Linked DNA regions of Mus musculus: region 2 is linked to region 1. Evidence: chromatin loops called from intact Hi-C (ENCODE). Cell type or tissue: gastrocnemius. All regions are shown on one strand. Each heading gives the region's core, and the rest is flanking DNA. Links, peaks and the distances in the headings are about the cores only.

What was found. Hi-C counts contacts between places; a loop is a spot of excess contacts. Peaks named below come from ENCODE experiments on the same cell type or tissue, not always from the same donor. Only the 100,000 strongest peaks of a DNase experiment are listed, where the experiment ranks them.
Region 2: a loop joins it to region 1, with 9 times the contacts of the local background. A loop is called at or near these places in 4 of 42 quality-filtered maps.

The regions. Positions count from the first base shown.
Region 1 is chr6:108,421,835-108,432,280 of GRCm38, reverse strand. Itpr1 (inositol 1,4,5-trisphosphate receptor 1) reads right to left here. Exons shown (of 62, transcript NM_010585.5): 40 at 8,916-8,948; 41 at 785-820. Among named protein-coding and RNA genes, the nearest start is that of Gm35165, 46 kb to the left of the region's middle. In gastrocnemius, for the core only: a CTCF peak has its summit at 5,390; DNase peaks (open chromatin) are centred at 1,549 and 5,361; H3K4me3 peaks cover 2,228 bases; H3K27ac peaks cover 6,774 bases.
Region 2 is chr6:108,528,134-108,538,579 of GRCm38, reverse strand. All of the region lies in intron 60 of Itpr1 (inositol 1,4,5-trisphosphate receptor 1), which reads right to left. It overlaps Gm44040 (a long non-coding RNA gene), which reads left to right and starts at 2,825. Exons shown (of 2, transcript XR_003956493.1): 1 at 2,825-9,417; 2 at 9,584-10,446. In gastrocnemius, for the core only: no CTCF peak of the experiment used is centred there; no DNase peak of the experiment used is centred there; H3K4me3 peaks cover 2,509 bases; H3K27ac peaks cover 6,629 bases.

The DNA.
Region 1 (10,446 bases), core at 777-8,776:
ACATTGAAACATACAGCATGGATCAGACACGTACAGGAGACCACAGCTCTCCCTAAGCCACCAGTAGATGGGGATTCTAATCAAAACTGCTAGTGGTGAGCTCTGATTAGAATATGACAGGCTGACCCCGGGAAAACATCCCCGTTGCACCCCAGGGGCTCTATCGTTTGTGTTTGATTTTTCTCACTTCCGATCAACTTCTCTCCAACAAAGTACCTTTCATTTCAGCCTGAACTCCTGCAATCTACCACAGTTTCTGACAGCAAGCTTTCACACCTGGAAACACGCCTGCCCTAACAGTTTCTCTGATCTTACTCACTTGAATCGATTCTGGTCCTTCATTTAGCCAGCGTAGCCGGTGACTGTGAAGGATGGAGCAGAAAACACTGCCTTGTGCAACTTTCTTGGTGGTTTCTATGAAAACTAGAGATTCTTGTCTAGATTTTCAAAAGTGTGTGATCTTTGCACAGGATCTGAAGTCAGTTCCGTACAACAGCAGAAATGATCTTAACACTCCAGATTTTCTCAGGTCCAGACTGAAAAGGGTTAAGAGTGAAGCCCTCCAATGGTGCATCCTCTCACTGGAGTTTACCTAGTCTGGCTCCACTGTCAGAGGACTTTCTACCCCCAAAGCAGCAGCAGATCAGTCCCCAGCCTGCTACAGTCTTCCCTCCCCTGCCCAACGCCCGAACGGACGGCTCGTCAAGACAATGCGCACACTGGACTGGGACAACTCAGAAGCACCCAGATTTGCTATATTTGCAAATGCAGGTGGGCAACACACCTCTGTGGAGTTCTCAGCTTCCGGTGCCTGTGGCAGCTAGTTGGGAGTAAAACGAAGCATGTTAGTCATGGCATTTGCATTTTATAGACCACAGAGAAGTCTGCAGACCAACACTGAAGGACAAAAACACAGAGAGGAAGGTCACAGACAGGCGATTTCACTGAATCACCCGTTACATGGGACTGGGCTGTTGACAGGACCAATCACTTGATGTTTAAAGTAAATGGAATGTGGTGGGAAAGATGACTGATCAAAGATACAGGTTTAAAGTTAGAAAACAGAATAATATCACTGTGATGATTATAATTTTTTACCATCAAAATGACTAGACTGCAGATCGCCCAGGAGATATACTTCTGGGTGTCTGGGAAGGCACTTTCAGGTTTACCTGAGAAGACCTGCCCTAGTTCTGAGTGGAACCATCTCATACTGAGTAAATAGGGAGAGGAAGAATCAGCTAAACACCAGCACTCATCGCTGCTGCTTCTGATTCGTGGTACAATGAGACCTGGAGAGCATCTACCGTAGCTAGAACCAGTATCTTCTGAGCAACGGTGGGTGTCAACTGTGCGCCCAGATGACCCTTGTCCACCTTAAGCTGCTTTAGCCAGGTAGTGCGTTACAGCGGTACGGAAACTGAAGGGCTAACTCAGCACCAAGGAGAGCTGCTGGTTATGGGGGTCTTGCTGGGCAATGAGAAGGGTCGTTGTACTGTGACAGGAACAGAACTTTCGAGAGGCACAGCGATGGTCCAAAGGGACAGAGAGCATCACTGCTCAGGCTTGGCAAGGCTCCTCACTGCCACTCCCCTGGGACCAAAACTGCCTACGGATTTACGTTCTCTCCTGTCCCTGCCACTCCATGTCCCATCCTGCAGTGGATGGCTTTGCTTGAGGCTTCCTGAATGTCATATCCTCTTTTACAACCTCTGAGACAAGAGGATTTTCTGCATTTTGAGCATGATAGCTTTAACCTTATGGTTCCCCTAGGGGTGTCACAGGTACATTTCCTGGGGCCATTCCTGCCATACCATGTAAACACCCCAAACTATTTCAAAATCTCTTCCCTATGGAGGAAGATAGACGCAAAAGATACACATGAACTAACTCTAACTCTGTCTCTATCTCTCTCTGTGTGTATATAAATGGATAGTTCAAAAAGGGTGTGGCTAGAAAAGTCTCCTGCTCCATATGAAGATAGTGCCACGAGCCTGGCCAAAGGACACGTGCGTGAACCAGGGAACCAATGTCAGACATACCTATCAGATCCTATGTGGGATGCCCTGGACCCAAGTCACGCTCCGGCAGCATGGCTGAGTGGTGCAAGGTACAGGCTGGAGCCAAGGAATGAAGCCAGGGCTCATGCTGTAACCATACGACCTTGGCCCCTGCTTGCTCTCTGACACTGTGCACTGTGCACCTCTCCTTAAGCCAGAAGGTGGCTGTGCAGTGACAAGCCAGCCCTGAAGACTGACCCTGTGAGACCTGGGGTGGGTGCTGAGCTCCAGGGCCTCGCAAGGCAACCACGTTAGTAATCAGATCACCACAGCGGCCAAAATTCCCGTAATAAAGCTGTTGTCGTGCAATTTAAAAAATTGTCTTTCTTTTACATCCCAGCAGGTAAAATGCAAGAGCAATGGGAGCAAACTGTTTTACGGAGAGTAGATAGGAACTTTCAGGGGGCTGCTTAGTCGGGCCCAGATAGAGCACCTGTCACGTGGAATCCAATGCCACCTCATCCGGGGAGACAAAGTCAGTGCAAAGCACAGCAAGGAAAAAAAAAATCAGAGCTGAGGTGTGTGGACTGTCAAAACGGTCAACATAACAACATGATCCTCTTACTGTCTGTCTGCCTCCTGCTTTAGGCTAAAAACAAAAACAAAAGAGAAGAAAACACCCCCCTACCCCCCATCATGTGAACAGTGTTGCTTTCTGTCCTCGGTACAAAATGGGCCCATCAGAGCTGAGTGAGAGCACCTGCCCACACGTGCTCACATGTGCTAGAGCGGCCAGAGACAGAGATGAACGTCATGCCTTCTACCATGTGTGTTGGCCAGGCTCCACGGGCATGTCCGTCAGGTGCATTCTATAGGATAACAACAGAAGGATTACAGGCAGGGATTTCCTGCAGGAACCCAAGCAGCTATCGTCAGTCCCTTGCCAACACCAAAGCTAAGGGAAAGGAAGAAGACAGAGCCGGAACTGGTGTGTCGTGCTCTGTTCATTTGTTTAATTCTCCACTCTGCCTCAGCTCTCTTTGCCCAGAGAAGCACGTTCGATTCTGCAGACGCCATCAGATGTGCAGTCTTTATTTCTTAATGTGAGATCCCATGTTTTCCATGTTTCTCCCACCGAACTTCACCCTGTATTTCCTCCCTAGATGACTACTGTGCTTGGTTTAAAGTCTGATTGTTAAAATGAAATATAAGCCAATTAGCTTTTTTTTTTTTTTTAGTTTTTCCCTGAAAGTCCTATGAAGCCTTTTTTGGACCCTAGAGGCTGCTTTGAGGCCTCATGAATTAGTATTTAGAAGGACAAGTTTTAGCATGTTTTTACTGGTGGATTACCATGGACAAGTGAGAGCACTGGCTGGCGCCATGTGACGAGGCCCTCTGGGAAGCCTTTTTGGTCACCAGAGTACCGCTTTGGGCTTCCACCTCCTCACGTGTCCGCAGAAACTGGAGCATTATCGTGATTCCGTCCAGCTGACATATCAAATAACGAAAGGTCTACTGACAGTAAACTTTACTTTTAAGCATCTAACGGCCAAGTTCTACTTGATTTTGGACATGGCAGAGACCTGGCCAAATGAGGATATAATTAGAACACCAAGCAACATCCTACACCTTCTTCATCTCCATCAGCACTTCCTTCCCCAGTGAAGGAAGTCACGGTTTCTTAGGGGATAAGCTGCTTTTAAGGAAGTAAGCTGCAATTCTGATAAGCATAAAAGCAAAGTATGCATGTCCCAAGAATAGCTATGTAAATAGAAGATATGATGCCAATATAAGTGAAGAGTAGGCTTTGATAAATAAATTTAGTTCCTCAGAAGTAGTAGTTGTTTGTTGTTATTATTATTATTATTATTTACTTTACTTGAATGGTGATGTTCCAGTGAACATTTTAAGTAATAACATTTTAAGATCTATATATTCTAGGTCTTATTTCTCCCTCATCATACATGCTGCTGACATCTCTAATCACAGCTGGTCGGTGGATGATGAACACGTCTAGTTATGAATCTGAAAACTGAGTACTGCCCCAGACTGCTTCATCATATTGCCCCTTTGATTAAAAGTTTCCCCAGAACTCTCAAAGATGTTCAGCAAAACATAATTTCGTAGAAACAAAGATCCAAATGAGTAACAAACATTTAAGAATAACTTAAACAGTAACTCAAGTTTCTGAGCCCTCAATGTCCTTGTTGGATGAGGCCAATAATCAAGGTATTATAACTGTGATGTCAACCAAGTAACGTGATATGTGCATAGAAGATGCCTGTGGGCTTGCTTCATATAAACAAGGCACCCTATTTCTTATGGAGGGATGCACATCTGTTATCACTCTTTGAACTTCTTAAAGAAAAGATACCTATATATGTCCTAGGTTACTCCTGGTGCTTTCGAGTCAGCAACCCTCCCGACCCCGTCTCTCTCTCTCTATCCAGCCCTTTTATATGAGTCTATTATAGGACCAGCACACAGTATGGCTGTGAATAGGCTTTGCTTTCTTCTGCCCTTAACCGGAATCCCTCTCTGGCCTCTGAGCATCCACCATTTTCTCTTCAATATAATGTCCACTTATGGACCATCTTGGCAGTAGTTGGACACAAGTCAAGACATGTATGATAGGCTCATATATCAGTACATCAAAAATAATTTATCATTTCTGGTTCCCTAAATCAGCACTCCGTTGCTTCTCAATCTACTTATAACCCTGGGAAAAGGAAACAAAACAAGAGTGAATGGGCTAGCAAGTCAGGGTCCATCTTTTATCAGACTTTGAAACCTCTTCATTGAGAGAAAAGAAATCTTTAAAAAAAAAAACCCAAACCAAAGATGGAAGGTTTTTTTTTTTTCTGAATTTAAATGGACAATTTTAAATATTCACATCTACAAATACAATTCTCATTTTAACTGCATTTGCTTTTAGAAATAAGGATAAGTTAAAAATTAAATGGCTCCACCCATGAACTTTGATGCATATCTTACAGAGAGGATTCATCAGAACTCAGTAGTGTGGTCCGTTAGTTAAAAAATGCAAACTGGCATGACGCAACTACACAACTTCAGTCATTCTGGAATAATCTCAGAAACAATAACAAAGAGAGTCCAAAGATTTGAAAAGGCCCTCAGCAGACTCCGCAGTGGCTTCTGTGTGCTGACAGCAGAGCTTGCTCTGTGGTTGCCAGTGTCTAACAGTAAACAGTCCTGCTGCACTTATTGGCAATTACTGCTGAAGGTCGCACATCAGCAGTGAGCTTAAATTCCAGGAAAAAAAGAAAGGGCTTATGTAACGGCTGCCTGAGGGTTGGCAGGTTCCCAACTCAGCAGTTTGCAGCAATGTAAGAAAGTAGGACGCCTCCACCGGGTCGGACGTCATGAGCGCGCCCCCTGAAGGTGAAAACTAGCAATTCCTAAGCGGCTGTCTGCACCCCTACCCCCACTCCCACCCTTCACATCCTGAATATTACAGACATTTTTGTCTGTGGCATCACTAGCTTGTAGGGGAGAGAAGTTTAGGTCACAATAAATAAAATCAGGCTACAGCTACTCTGGGTGACAAGGATATCTGTTGTGTTGTTTTGTTTTTTTTTTTCAATACAGGAAAGCAAAGTTGCAGTTGCCTGCTGTCACCAGGGTGACAGTAATTCAGTGAGGATGTCATATTAAGTGAAGAGGAATGGGCATGTCTGTTGAACTACAGCACACACTTTTAAAACACACAACTTAGTATCAAGGACAAAAATGAGGAAACCTAGATGGCCCACCCCATCATCCACTACTGCTGCCTAAACCCCAAGTATGTTCTTAAAAGGCATGGCACTTCCTAGTTTAGAAAAGTAGGTCCTGCCTTGAGGTTCCCCACTGCATTCTTGCCTGACCTCTGAAGTGACTACTTGCCCTTCTGACATATCGAGAAAGCCCCAGATAACATTTCCCCACAATTCCATGTATTTCTATCATGCTGCATGACAGGCTGGGGTAACTTTTCCATTAATTTGTATGGTCTCTAGCAGAGTCTCCAGCACGGCAGATACTATGTTTTTGGAGGCACATTGTATCAAACCCTTAACATAGTACCTGGAACCTAACAGATGCTTCCAGTGATAGAAATCAGGATCTTTAACATCAGCTGATGTCCATTTATGGCCAGTGAGGGAGCTTTCTGTATCTTGATCTTTATCTGCGGCTCCCTCTGTATAGTTACCCCTGGCAACTGTCAGAACCATAGGATACCAATACTCTGTGGCCCTGGCCCTTCTGATAACTGACTGGCCTTTGTCATCAGTCCAAGATTTTGGGGGGATGTATAGTCCCAAGCACACAAATGTAGCAATCCATGAAGCTTCACACACACAGTGCAGGTAGTTTTTCTATCCCCACCCCACCCTCACCCCCGCATCCACCCCTAGTTTGTTTCTCCTATCTCCAGTGAACAAGATCAAGTCGGGGTAAAGATAGAGACTGCCTCTCTTGCCAAGAAGCAAACACAAACACCGACACCCTCCTGTTCCTGGTGTCAATTAAAATTTTATTCTAGAGGGCAGCTGGGAAGAGCCTGTACATGCATGCTCTTTATGAGAAGTTTGTGCCTCTACCCTTACTTTAGCGTCTTGCCCAAAGTCCTGATGTTCATGCAGGAGGTCTTTCCCTCTCTCCCAAGTTGTTTGCAGCCATCTATTCCCCGAGATACTCAACTGTCCTTATCGTCATCAAAAGGCAGTGGCTCTTCCGCAATGAGAAATTGGAGGGACCATGCATGCTTACTATTTGCCCCACTGCCACCACCATGATCACTCGGGACAGAAGCCTTCAGTGTTAGGTGTGAGGCTCGTCCCTACCCAGATCCTTTGCTGTCAGGAGCTCTCATTAAACTTCTGTAGAAGCACAGCTGTGGACTACAGCTTCCCCAAGAACACACTGGTAGAAGGTTGCGGGGGGGGGGCGGGGGGGGATTGTACCACAGGGAGCTGTGATAGTTTCCAGAATGGGCTGATAATAAAGGCCAATCAGTCACCTCTGAGAAGAGGGCCAGAGCCAATAGCCTGAGGGACCAGGGACAGGGTGTTGGTGTCCCTGGGTTCTGACGGTTGCCAGGGGTAACTACGCAGAGGGGAGCCACAGTTGCTTCCTCAGGGAATTTTCAAAGAATCTAAGCGCCTGCCAGAACATTCTTCTTTTATAAACAGACAGTATTCTATTTCCTAGAGTATAATTATAAACACACCTGCTCCAACTGTGGAATCTTTCCATAAGCAAGCAATAAACTCCCAGCCAGGAGAACCAAGTAGTATCCTGAGCAAGCAAACACATCAACTGATTTACTATGGTGCAAACAGTGTATTAATAATGCTACACAGACCACAGTGGAGGGGGGGGGGTTCCTTTCCCTGACTTAATCTGTACTTAAGCAAATAGAAATTCAACCTCAATAGCCCAGGGGGAGAAGTTTATAGGGAGGCATTTATAACTCAAGGAAGAAACAAGAGTATTGAAGGGTGTCAGCATACTAAGTTCAGTCCAGGACATTCTAGCATAGAAATAATTCAAAAATGGGAAAGCTACATATGAAATAAGGGAAAATGACTGTGCTAAAAGTAATTAATGAAGCTGCAGGGGTCCTCCCCTTCTTCACCCTTCTACCATCCTAGGAAACACATCTAATTAAAGTATAGACCTGCTGTGTCTGATTAAAATAAGGGCAAATGTTTTTATATAGAATTCACCTTATAGACCTGTATGAAACTAAACTAGCCACATGTAAGACCTAACTCTATAGTTGTGTGGGCAAAGAGCGGCCATTTACCTCTCTGAATGCCGTTCCTGAGACAGCTAGTCCACATTCATAACCGTGTGTGTTGCTTCAGGTTGCAAATCTGTGGTGCAGCTGAACTTTTCTTAGGTATAATTAAGCCATTTATTAAGGTTTTTCAACTATGAGTGTATTAAACTAAAGTGAAAAGATACTGGATAGCATGCCCATCCTGGGAGTTTCATTCCAAAAAAAAAAAAAAAATCAGATAAAATCCTATCCCAGTGCACTCTACTCATCAGCCAATAAAACCATTAATGTGTACATGTGTGAATATCCTCTTCCCCCCCCCAAAAAAAAATCAATTTTTTTGCTGGTACTCCTTACCAAGTATCTACCACAGCCTAAAATCATGAGGGCTGTAGTAAAATGCACAGAACAAACAAGAGGCAGAAAACAAATCTCCAGTGTGAGATCTACTCATGGATCAGTCAGTTTCCAGGACGTTACTGTAACTACAATGTGACAGGTCAGTATAGGAACCACAGGGTGATATCTTCATTTTTGCATCTACAGGCAGTTCTTCCAGAAGGGAACCAACCCATGGCTGTCGGGGTTTCCTAATATCAGGGGTGGAAGGTCTCATCTAGCACTTTGCGATTGACATTGCCTTGTGAAAATACCTGTGACCCCAAACACGGAAGGATCGACAACACAGAGAACGGACAAGAGAGTAGTGGGCTTGATGGGTTGTTGCTACGTTTTAACAACTTCTCAACAATGTCAATCTATTCTTTCTCTTTGGGTCAGATACTCAACACCAAGCAAAATTCCTTTATGTTAACGTCAGCCGCTTCAGGCATAAGTTAGTGACCAGAGTTAACCAGAGACTCAGTTGAGATGAGGGAACGACTGAAACCTCATTACAGCTTACAAACTCTCTGGAGAATGATGGAATATTCAAGGACAAATGATAAACACTCTGGAGAGAACTGCTAATACAGACAGGACCGGCCCTGCTCACCCCAGAAGGCACACTACACAGAGTCAGACGCTAGACGCATAGACCAGAGAACACGGTACAAGGTTAACTAGAAGGGGGTCATGGAGACACCACCGTGGGACATTAAAAACAAAGAAACCAACAAAGTTAGGACCTCGGCATTTTCCGATTCATCAATGGAAATTTGCTGGAAAAGAAGAAAGGAGGGGAGAAAAAAAAAGATTTGTTAGGAAGGGAAACACAAGAGTGTAAATGTTAGAAAGTTGCAACTGTATGGCTCTGTTCAACCATGACACTGATAGTCAGTGATAGTCACTGATAGTCATTGCTGATAGGCAGTGGCCATTGGAAGGAGTTTACGTACTGAGGACACTGCCACAGCTTGGAATGACATCTGCTCTGGAATAGAATATACCATATGTGCCATGCTTCATGTGCCACAGTATGTGTCACACACTGAGCAACAAAGCTCACCAGTCCATCATCCAAGCATCAAGACAGCCTGGTACCTGCTTATAAAACGAGAAAACTTGAATGGAGTGGGATCGGGAGCTGAGTCCCTAGGGTATGCTTTTCAGAATTAGATAGGAAGGGACAGGAGACTAGAGTACTCAACTCATTTATGGAGGGTCAGGAGCCCAAACCACAGCTGGGCTCAGTCAGATCTGGGATTACCTTCAGGAGGCAGAGACTAACATATCTCAAAACCTGGGATCATTGATGAACAAGAGTTGACATTTGCCCCAGTTGGATTACTAACATGGGTGCACTAGCATCAACTCAATGAGAATTTAAAACCAAACAAAACCAACCCTCACAAGAGAGCTATCTCAGGCACACTGGGTTAAGAATAGCTAGCTGATGTGTAGTTCAGTTACATTTCCTCTGAGAAGTGAAGAGTCTTGTCAGAAATGCTAGTTGCCAGAAAGGCCAAACCTCTACCCATCCAGGAGCTTCCATGATTAGCAGATAATTGACAATTTTAATAAATAAAACCTCTGGCGTTGCCCGAGGTTGGCTCTCTCTGGAACTAACGCAGGGCTTATTGAGAATGGGGAGTGGAATGTTAGATGCCGACATATCCTTTTCCATTAGTTCCCGGCCTCTGATTCTCCTCCAAAGCTCTCTGACCAAGAACATAAACCTAGGTCAGCCTAATAAAAACCGACCCGAGAGAGGCCAGAACGCATTAAGATAACTGTGCCGCTTGTTATTTTCAAAGAGGATCAAGGGGCAGAAGATTTCCCTATGAGTTAGAGATGCAGAACAATCTTTACAATTCTTAGCTAGAGGGATGTTAACTGTTTTCTTAGCTATGGGTGACTTTTAATATGGATTGAAAGCAAACTGTAGTGGGCATTTCATAGGCAGTGTGTTTAGAGTCCTGGTATCATTCTGAAGTTTGACCTCTTTGAAGAAGCAGATACAAGGATATGAGGAGCTTCATACCAAAACCTATTCCAAGATCATGTTAGCAATTATTTTTCATACCTTCTCTATTTTTATGTTTAGTACTTGGTTCTTAGAATTCAGGGATAAAACAGGTGAAATTCGTTTTTTGTTTGTTTGTTTGTTTTCCTAAATTCCCTGAGTGCTTGTCATGGTCTGGAGAGGGTTTGAGTGTATTCTGACAGTTCACACACTGGGACGTTGAACCTCACTGGTGACATGCCTTGGTAAGACCT
Region 2 (10,446 bases), core at 1,050-9,049, 110 kb before region 1:
ATAGAGGCCCCAAGGCCAAGCTGGTAGTAAACTCCTCTAAGTCAGGCTCTCTAACGCCCTATGTTCTCATCTGCTTAGCAAACGTTTTACAAAAAAGAGAAGACAGATTTCCAAAGAGTCCATGTCAGTGAATCTTTAAAAGACTCCAGAAGATCCATATATGGATGTGCACACAGCTTTGAATTTAGGGAATGGTAACACATGACTGAACAATGACAGATTACAATGAGATTGTGCTATAATAAATTTCTACTTCTTCTGTAGCACGTGTGACATCCACCCGCCCCACACACCCCAACCCCCAGTTCGAGCAGTGACTCCAGGAAGGTCTTTGAACACATGTAAAACACACACACTTCTTCCACACAAGAGTCCTTGACTCAACTTCACTCTTTCTAGTTTTTTCCCCCTGCTCTATACAGGGGTACCTGTGACTCTGGGATATGAAGGCAATGTTCAAGGAGTCCATAAACATCCACAGACACAATGGATCTTTAAACCATAGCAAACTGAAAGAGTGCTGTGGACCAAACTTTCAAACAAGTAGCATCCACAACAATCAAAGGCCATGTGTTCTAACCCTGGGATAATCCTTCATTCTCTATTTCTTCGGAGTTCTTCCATGAAAAGGTAGGAAAGAGGCTTTCTGGGCTATGACCCCTTCACTGCCTCTGTAAGTTCAAAATGTGAAACTGGGATAGGAGGAACCCCATTAAAATCCTAATGCATAGAAGACAAGCTTCCTGGGACAGAATCTAAGCTCTGTGCTGAAATAACAGATCCTTAAATGTGAGAACTTTGGTATCGCCAGTATTTTAATGAATCACCTGCCTGTTAGGTCAAATCTCCAATTACGAAGTAGTTAAAATTAATTAGTAATTCTAGCCAAACTCTTCTCTCCATTTCCAGCTGGTTTTTGCATGTGGCTCAATAAGATGGATAAGCTCCTGCTGGCTGGGGTTCTTCATCAAGAGGGTTCCAATCTACATGGGGAATCAATCTGAAAAGAAAATGTTCAGAATACTGCAATGCAGTGAAGGTGTGTGTGTGTGTGTGTGTATGTGAAGCCTTGGGCTTTTAATGCCATTACTAGCTTGTTATCCACAAGTTCTGTCACCCATGCATCTAGCCATATTTGCAGACTCTTGCCCTAAAGTCTACTCAGGATCAAAAGCGTGCCACTGGCTTGCATTTTTGGAAAAGCCATCCTTGACCATGACATCCTGTTTCTAAGTGAGTTTACACTGTGGGGAATGTGTGTGGTTGTGTGTGTGTGTGTGTGGGGGGGTGGGTATCACATGGCATCTGCCACTCTGGGTCTGCTATCCCTCTTCGCCTTCCTCAGTCAGCTTGCTGCTGGCATCTCACATGCCAATGCTATGAGGCACCGTCTGCCCGGGTCCTCCCACAATCCAGTCATGCACTTCCCATCGTTGCAAATACTTCCTCTGTCAGAGCACACAGACTAACTGAAGCCACAGCCGGAAGCAGGCTAACCACAAGTGCTGAAGTTCTGGTTAGTTCTTTTCTAGGTAAGGTTGGAAAAGTCCCTACAAAGGCAAACACTCAAGTTTTAGACACGGGGGTGGCACTGACCAGCCACTTCAACACATCCTTGACTGGAAAGAGGGAGAGTGTGTGTATGTGTGTATGTGTGGAGGGGAAGGCTGGGAGGGGGGCTGGGAGCAGAGCCAGGGAGAGGGAGAGCAGAGGCAGGGGTTGCCAATGCTGAGAGGCAGGTGTTTTTTTCTTCCCAGGTTCAAGTGGAGGAGCTGTTCTGAGAAAGACTCCAGAGAACCCATGGCCTCCTGAGAGGGAGCCCTTCCCTCTCTGCAGTTAACCCAATTGAAAGTGTGCATTCCTGAGGATATAGCTATAGCTGTGTACAGAGAGAGCAGCAGCAGCAGACCACAGATCCTGTGACGCTGTTGTGAAAGTCATAGTTTGTGTTGGGAGGACTGCTCTTGCTGTTTGAGACGCATCCAGTGTTTTCTGACAGGCATGTGGTAGAGCAGGTTACTTACCAAACCCTTTGTTCTTCTATAGAAAGTCTCATGAGAACATGAGGACTTGGGAGTTGGGTGAAGGGTAAAACAGATGGGTCATGGAAGAGAAGGCAAGATCTAGAAAATGGAACTCTTGCTTTGCCCCCAAGTAATCCCTTTCGGAAGATTCTAGAAGTCAAGACTATCTTCAGCTCAGATGGTAGCTGCAACTCTGTGTCTTTTGGCTCACTAGAAACCGAGAGGCCAGAAACACACTGGAGTTCAGTCTTCAACTCCGCAGAATGCTTAGAGGGCGGAGGGAGACGGAACATAACACTTATTTTGACAAAGAGGACATGTAGGGTACCCAGCAGACTTGGAATCAATTGTCTCTTTGGTGAGCAAGGCTGGGTCATTTACGCTGAAGAAGAAAGTAAAGTATTCTTTAAAGTGCATTTGTTCTTTATGCTCCATGACTTTCACATTTATACATTAAACCCCCCTGGAAAGTATATTCCAACTTGGTAAACTCAGTGGATGCCACAGGCTCTGAGGGAGAGGCACACGAGGTCCAGAGGTTTTAGGGCAGTGAAGCTAGCCTGTGTGATTCCGTAATTCCAAACCACATGCCTGTCAGAAAACACTGGATGCGTCTCAAACAGCAAGAGCAGTCCTCCCAACACAAACTATGACTTTCACAACAGCGTCACAGGATCTGTGTGTGTGCTGCTGCTGATCTCTCTGTACATAGTTATAGCTATATCCTCAGGAATGCACACTTTTAATTGGGTTAACTGCAGAGAAGGAAGAAGGAAGGAAAGACAGGAAAGGGAGGAGGTGAGACTCGATACATGGGAAAATGTGCTTCCTGCTCCATTTCTCTATAAACCTAAAATTGTTGAGAAAAATTTAACGAGAGAGAGAGAGAGAGAGAGCGAGAGAGCGAGAGAGATATCTTCTACCTGGAATTTCATTGCTACCTCAAAGAAGCTACCAATGAGAATCCAGTCAACCTAAACCACAGATGTTGCTTTTTCACCACTTCTATACACGTCTACCACAGATTTGTGACAGTAGAAAGAGCAAAGGCCTGGATCAAAAGCTAGGCAGAGTTAGAGGTGTGACTTTCTCTATCCACACAGGACAGAGTGAGTCAGCTCATTTAGCTCAGGATTTCCTTTCTTCTCTCTGTCTCTCTGTCTCTGCCTCTCTGTCTCTCTCCCTGTCTCTGTCTCTCTCTCTCTCAAGAGCTTACTAGCTATTGCACTTGGTGACAATAAGGATCAAGTAGCTGTGAATGTGTCCCCTAAAATGGATGGTAATTGTATAAAAGCATTATAAATCAATAAAAAGTCATTTGCTCAAGGTCACATAGCTCACATGGAGGCAATGCTGTAATCTAGATATCAAGACTCCTACCTAAATTACTTTCTTTTTGTGCGATAAGGTTTTGGAGCCTCTGTTTTTCTCTTTGACCAGAGGTTTGTCCATGCTGCTTACAAGTTGAGGTGGGAGTCTGGCCGTTTGTGTGCTCGGAATGACATGACTGAAACAGGCACATTATATAATCTCCAGCTGGGCTGTGATGACCTGTTACCGTTCCTAGACTTAGTTAATAGTTGTTCTTGGATGATACAGCACAACAAAGACCAGCTCGTGCCAGCAGAGAGAACCGCACCCAGTTCTGATGAAATTCCCATCCACGGCCAGCTGCAGAATCACCCTTTCAAGTCAGTCTGGGGCCACAGGTGGAGTGTTCCCTGGGCACCCATAGCGACTGTGAGAAGGCAGAGTTCAGCACTGGGAGTGACTTGCCTGGGTCCTGGGCACCCGAGGCTGCCACGTTGAGCAAACCAGAGGTCAGGGAGGAGAAGGAGGTAGGCCAGCAGCCTGTGCCAGGCAAGGCAGGACTGGCCCCCTTTGAGACTGTTAATAAGAGACAATCTGGCAAAAGTCACACTTTTCTGGAATCCAGCATCCAAGCTGGCTTCTGACCTGCTGCTAAGGCGGCTTCCCTTGCAGTTTTCACCAGCTAAGGGCTGACCAGAACATTCCTGGAGTTGGAGATGGAGACCGTGACAATTTTCAGCAGTTTTGATTCTTTCTAGAGTCTGTAAGTTTTTAACGTTGACATGGTTGACTGAATCCAGTGCTTTCTTCTTTGCTTTGATGCCTAATCTGATAACCAAGGTTCTAAAATCTTTTCCCCCAACCAGCAGAAAGTCCTTCCGTTCATTCACCTTTGAACAGACACAGACACAGAGCTAGGTGTGGTGGCATATGCACTTGGGAGGCAGAGACAGGAAGATATTTATGAGTTCAAGGCCAGCTAGGACTACACAGACCGTGTCTCAACACACGTGAACCCACATACAAGTACACACACACACACACACAGAGCTAATAGCTGTCTCATGTGCCATGGTGTGCTTTCTGAGCTCTTTCAGCTGGGTTGACAGAACAGAAAACTCAAGATAAGCTTTGTTCAGGATCATTGCTTTGTAGCTATTCTGAGGGCAGGCTAGGAACACACTACCAGTCTTCCTGCCCACAGTTCTCAAGGAACTGAAGAGCTGGTCTGTACCTACTGACCTGAGAGTGGTGTGCAGGGATGGTGCCACCTCTGAAGAATGCATATCACATGCAGGCTCCCCCATCCTCTCCAAATCACCTATCCTACTCTCTAAATATTCACAAGCCCGAGTCTCCCCTGATGCCACTTTGAAAGGTGGTACCCAAGTCTTTTCCCTTCCCCATGTTCCCTGCAGGCATTCACTATAAAAAGACAGGTTTTTAATTTCCATTGTGTGCACTTGATAAAGACAGTCCATTTCAGAGTATTTTACAGGTTGAGTTTTATATCTCTTATACCTGTTTATCAAATATATATATATATATATATAGTATGTGTATATATGGCTGTATACTGTGGTAGCAACATGATACTACTAAGTGGTTATATCAGACAAAGTTGGTATTTGGAACCATCAGGAATGAATGCAGGAGTTAGGGCAAAGGAGTTACAGATGTTGCCTGAATGGGTGGCAGCCCAGTGGACTGTGTGATGGATGAAAAAAAATGGGAGGGGGGCTGGGTATATATTTTTTCTTTTTGTTTATTAGCTTTGTCTTGTTGGGTGATGTGTAAGTAAATATTTACTATACGCATATAAGCATGTGCTCTCTTGGGTGGTGAACACTCTCTCCGTGGCTCTATCCAACCTTTGTTGGTGTGACCCTGACGCTCTGCGGCCTGGAAGACCAGTCAGGTGGCTCCACTCCCCATGTTCCCCTTCAGCATCTCAGATCCTTTAGGGCTCTACTTTCTGTCAGAAAGGCTGTAACATACAGACTGGGGAAGATGCAGAGCATGCTAGAGCTGTATGCAGAAATGCAGGCCTGATGCCGAGTACATCCCAGCACCAGAAAGGTGTCCATGAAGTGCACAGGAAGGGAGGGGGGTGGCCCCACCCCCTCTACACCAGAGGACAGAACATGTTATGAAGTTAGGTGGGGAAACATAAGCTCAGCAAATGTTTTGTGCAGCTGCCACGGACAGGAACCCAAGCTCAAGCCCAGCGGGTGGGGTCAGAGCCTGGCTGGCTGGCTGGCTGGCTGGGAGGTGCACTGAATGGTGCTGACACACAGTTTCCAGCCCCTGAGAAGGCAGTGGCCAAATCCCTCTCCACTTCTCTTTCACCCTGATATTCTTGAACTTGGACGTGGTGTAACCTCGCTCCAGGGGGCATTCTGGGAATGGTATTTAGAGGGCAGCACAGGCTGTCTCCTCCCGTATAGGAGCTCAGGGCTTTTCACCAATGCATATGGCCTCCCAGGTTAGGCACAAAGTTGTTGCTATGGCACTGAGGACCGAAACACTGATATCGCTGCCCCAGGAATTTATCGAGACACTCCCTTCCTCCTAGCATCCTCCCTTGATTTCCAGAATCAAAGTCCAAACTGTATGCTTGAATGGAGCAATGGGATGTCACTGTCACATTTCCAATGCCGGGACAAAGCGGAGTCTGTCAAAACTCAGGTAAGACAGGTCAGGGTGGAGCTGGCTGCATATCCTGCCAGGCTGTGTCTCTCAGTTATATACCTCACATGGGCTCTCATTCTCATTTCCCTCCTGGAGTCTCCCCTGTGGCTGTGACATTTGAGATGCATTTCCCTATGCTGGGCAGCCCTTGCTCCACAGCCACCCAGAACCTTGATTTATCTAGGTATTATCCACGAAGAGTCTCCCTGCCAGTCCTTGGACTACCCTTGGCAGAAAGAAGCACTGTCCCTGCACTGGAGACACCACTGGAGACACTGCCTGTCTGCAGACTCCAGAGTGCAGGCACTCCTTCAGGTCAAGCAAAGTGCACAACTTGGGCCAGTTCTGCTTTAAGACAGAAGGGAGTGACACCCACGCAGAGGCGGGCACTTACTCCCCATTCTGATCTCTTAACCTTGCTAAGAGTAGCTTTCTGTTTACTTCCTGTGTCTTCTTATCGACTACAGACAAACAGGCTGAGGCCAGCGCTCCTCTCGCTTCCCAGTTTTCTCACCGTGGTCCCTCAGAGACCTTTTGTACTGTATACTTTGTTAACACAATTTATTTGCTTGGAACATTCCTTGACCAGACCTTTTCAGGAAGAAAAAAAAAAAAAGATTCTCACCTAGCTTCTGATACAGACTGCATTAGGCTCTTAAGGAAAGCCTCTACCAAGAATGCAAAGCAAGAGTCCCTCCCCTGCTGGGCAGACACTCTCCACTACCTGAGAGAGGATTAACAAAGAGTTCACAGCGGTGAGAAAGAGTCAGCCAGTCAGCGTGGGGCTTAAGGGTTGTCAGAGCAGACATTCTCCTGTCTGATTGTCACTGGGTGAAGCGCAGGGCCTGAGTCACCTGGGTGTGGAAGCTGGTCCGCCTGGTGGTTCTGATGGCTCCTCTCCCTTCTTGCTCTTAGACTCCTCTCTCCCCCAACCAGATCTGGCCACCAAGGACTATGCTTCGGTGTCTCAAGTGTAAGTGGTGGTAGAGGTGTTTATCATATATGTCAGATAAATTCTTTACCAGAGCTGTACACTCCCTGCCCTACTTCTGTCATATGGACACTCTCTAGCACTTGAGGTGGTCACCTGGGAGCCAGGCTGGCTATGCACAGCTTTGAGCATTAAACCCCATCTAACCACAAAGCTCAAGGCCTGCTGATTTATGCATTAGCCAGCCAGCATTACCCAGGAGATCCTCTTTCCGGCTCTCCTTCCTACCCCCCCCCCCCCATGGGGCCTTTTCTGCCTTTTTAAAAAGTGATTAATTCCACACCACTAGGGAGATGAAGCAGCCAGATGACAAAGGCTGCAGGCTCCTGACCCCAGGGCTGTGTGCAGGTGCACAGACTGCCCCCCCCCACTTGCAAGGGAACCTAGATGTGTGGGTGGGGCCACTTGAGGCTGAACTGGGGCCCAGCAGCTCTGGTCCAGCTGTGTGACCCTGCAGAGGCTGCTTTACCCGGCTGAGTTCTCATTGGTGAAGTGTTTATATTCTGCTAGGTATAGGATGGGCGAGATGCTGCACCGGAGGGTGATTAATGATAACCTAGGACAGGCAACCGCTATCCAATCAGCCCTGCTGTTGCCAGTGTACTCTAGCCGCTGTTCAGGTCACCTGGGGAAACACATTCTCCTTAGCCACTGCTGGGTCCTAGGTGACCCCAATGTTTGGCTTACCGCACCAGGACAAGTATTTTACATATCAAAGCAGATCTGGCCTTCAGGTTCTCCCAGCATCCTTCAGTCCTAATTTGGCACACCCAGCTGGCAACCTTGAATTTTCCAGCTGAGCTGCCTTTCCCCCAGAGGTTCTTCCTATATAATCCAGATATTTTGTTCTCGTGTTCTCTCTCTCTCTCTCTCTCTCTCTCTCTCTCTCTCTCTCTCTCTCTCTCTCTCTCTCTCTCCTTCTCCCTCTCCCTCTCTCCCTCCCTCTCCCTCCCTCCCCCTCCCCCTCTTGGGGCCGGTGAACTCACCTGAGAGCAGCTTCCCCATAACCCTGCGTACATGATCTAATCTGGTTTGAAATGGCTCATTTCATCGGCAGGATAGAAATAACCTGTCTATCACATGCTACCATGGAGGAGAGGCACTCAGAATAGCCCAGGATATTCTATCCAGTCACCCTACTGTCTATGAAGTTCACTCAGAAACACTTCTGGGGGGGGGGTATCTAAGATTATGAGGTGGAATTTCAAGATACATAAGTGAATCTGTGTTTAGTTAGGAAAAGAAATTCATCATTCATTTTTTAAACAAAACACCTTTCCTTTTAATGTTTTTTTTTTTTTTTTTTTTTTTTTTTTTGTGCTTCTAACATTCAAGAATTCAGTCTTCTCCCTTGAATACAGCAGAAAAAAGGGCAACTGTATCTTTCTGGGAATCATATATTTTGTCTCTTACCTCTAATGTCCCCACTTATGTAGTATTTACATCCTCCTGGGCAGAAAATTCATAGTGAATTCCTACCCAATAGTATCACCTTAACCTTACACAAGCACAAATCCTCAGTTTGGTGGGCACAGAACAAAGCCACTGGTGTAGAAATTATATAAAAGGGCATGCATATAACTGTGGAAACACATATGGAGATCCAGATTAACAAAACTCCTTAGGCTACTACCATGACTGGAGTTCCTATGAGAAAAGGCAGCCCTATCTATCTATCTATCTATCTATCTATCTATCTATCTATCTATCTATCTATCTATCTATCTATTTCTATGCTGCCAGGGGCTATATGAGGTCACAGCAGTCATAGCTTGCCTATGACAAAGATGACATCATTTCTATATATTAAGCTGCATATGTATTATAGGGGGCAGGGAACAGAAGAAAGCAAGTTTCTCCAGACTTCTGAGTCACAGCACTACTTACCATTGGGGTTGCAACCGAAGGTCAGGTCTACTAGTGAACCGAGAGTAACCCCACAACTCTAAGACCATTTCTCTGAATTGACAGAAACACCACTGATACTAGAGAAAGGGGAAGATACTGTTTTGTTTTGTTTTTTTTCCACATAGGAAGCTATTAAAATCAAGATGGCTTGGTGACCGGTGACCATTAGCTGGCAGCCAAGGTACCTCCCACAGGGATGGGACTACAAGGAAGCTCCCTTTGGCTCTTCTGTCACCATGTGGCCTTCCGTCTGCTGGCTGCTGTGCTTAGGCTTGCCCACCAGCTGTTGCCCTCCACACCCTCCTGCCACACTCTGGGTCTTATCTGTCTAGTCCCAGATGGGTGTGTGAGGTAGCATGAACCTGAATTTGTATAAGTCCCAGATGGTCAATGGGTTACCGATGTCCTATGACTTGCTGGGGATTACATGCCTATGAAAGAGCAGAGCTGGCACTCAGACCAGGATCTTCTGTCCCCACACCCTGTCTTTGGGTAGGAATGGGCTCTGTGGGAAAATCAACTGATGAAACAAGACAAGGGATGACCAAAAGGAGAGAGATGAGGATGCAGGTCATGTTGTACTTAAGTGAAATTTAACTTGTGGGCAAATGGCTGGGAATTTCTCAACTACAAGATAGTTTCCTTTGTTTCCCCCTAGGGATAGCAGAAAAGCACAACTGTCCTCGATGGAGAGGAAGAACCTTGTTACCTTGACTGTGGGCCATTTCTTGACTGAACTAGGGAAGGTGATACGGCTAACCTATTGAGCCTGTCCTCAAACTCCTGCAATCTTGTCTCCACATCCTGAGGGCTTGCATTACAGGTCTGAGCCACCACATACCTGGCTGTCACGTTTTTTTATACAGGTTGGCCATTACCATAAAGGACATATGCCTTTGGGATGTGAATGCAGGCAAAGGGGTCTTATGCTCAGAACTTAGGCAACTCCCCATCATCCCCATCCATGGCCAGTAGGCTCTCTTCCTAAACCACCAGTCAGACGCTAGCTTTGGGAGTGGAGGCCCATATTCTAGGCCTGATGCCTCTGCCTGAAAGGTGCTGTCCAGAAAGCTCTTTTACCTTCTGAGTAGCCACCGGAGGCTTCCCACTTGGTCTCCTGCATGGCCTGCAGCAGTGACTGAACAGATGCAGACGCTCCGGAATCTTAACTGACAGACTAAGGAGAGCATCAGGCGAATGCTGTCCTTCCTCAGGGTCGCATGCCACTAAAGAGCCTTTGTCAAAGACATGAAGTGTCTAGGAGGGGTGAGCACTGCTGGCCTTTAGCTTCCATCCCTGATGGCTGTCCCCTTTCTGTCCTTTACCTGCAGTGACAGCAGTCTCCAAGGCTTGTCTTGCCACACAGCCTAGTTTCCTGCCCAGAATCAGTGAGTAGGAGAGGTTTGGGAGGTCTCTTCCTGACAGTAACAGCTGCCACATAGCATGAGCTCATGGTTGTTACAACACAGGCATGTGACCTACAGCAGTGCAGCTGAGTGTGCCTAGGAGCCTGACAGCCCT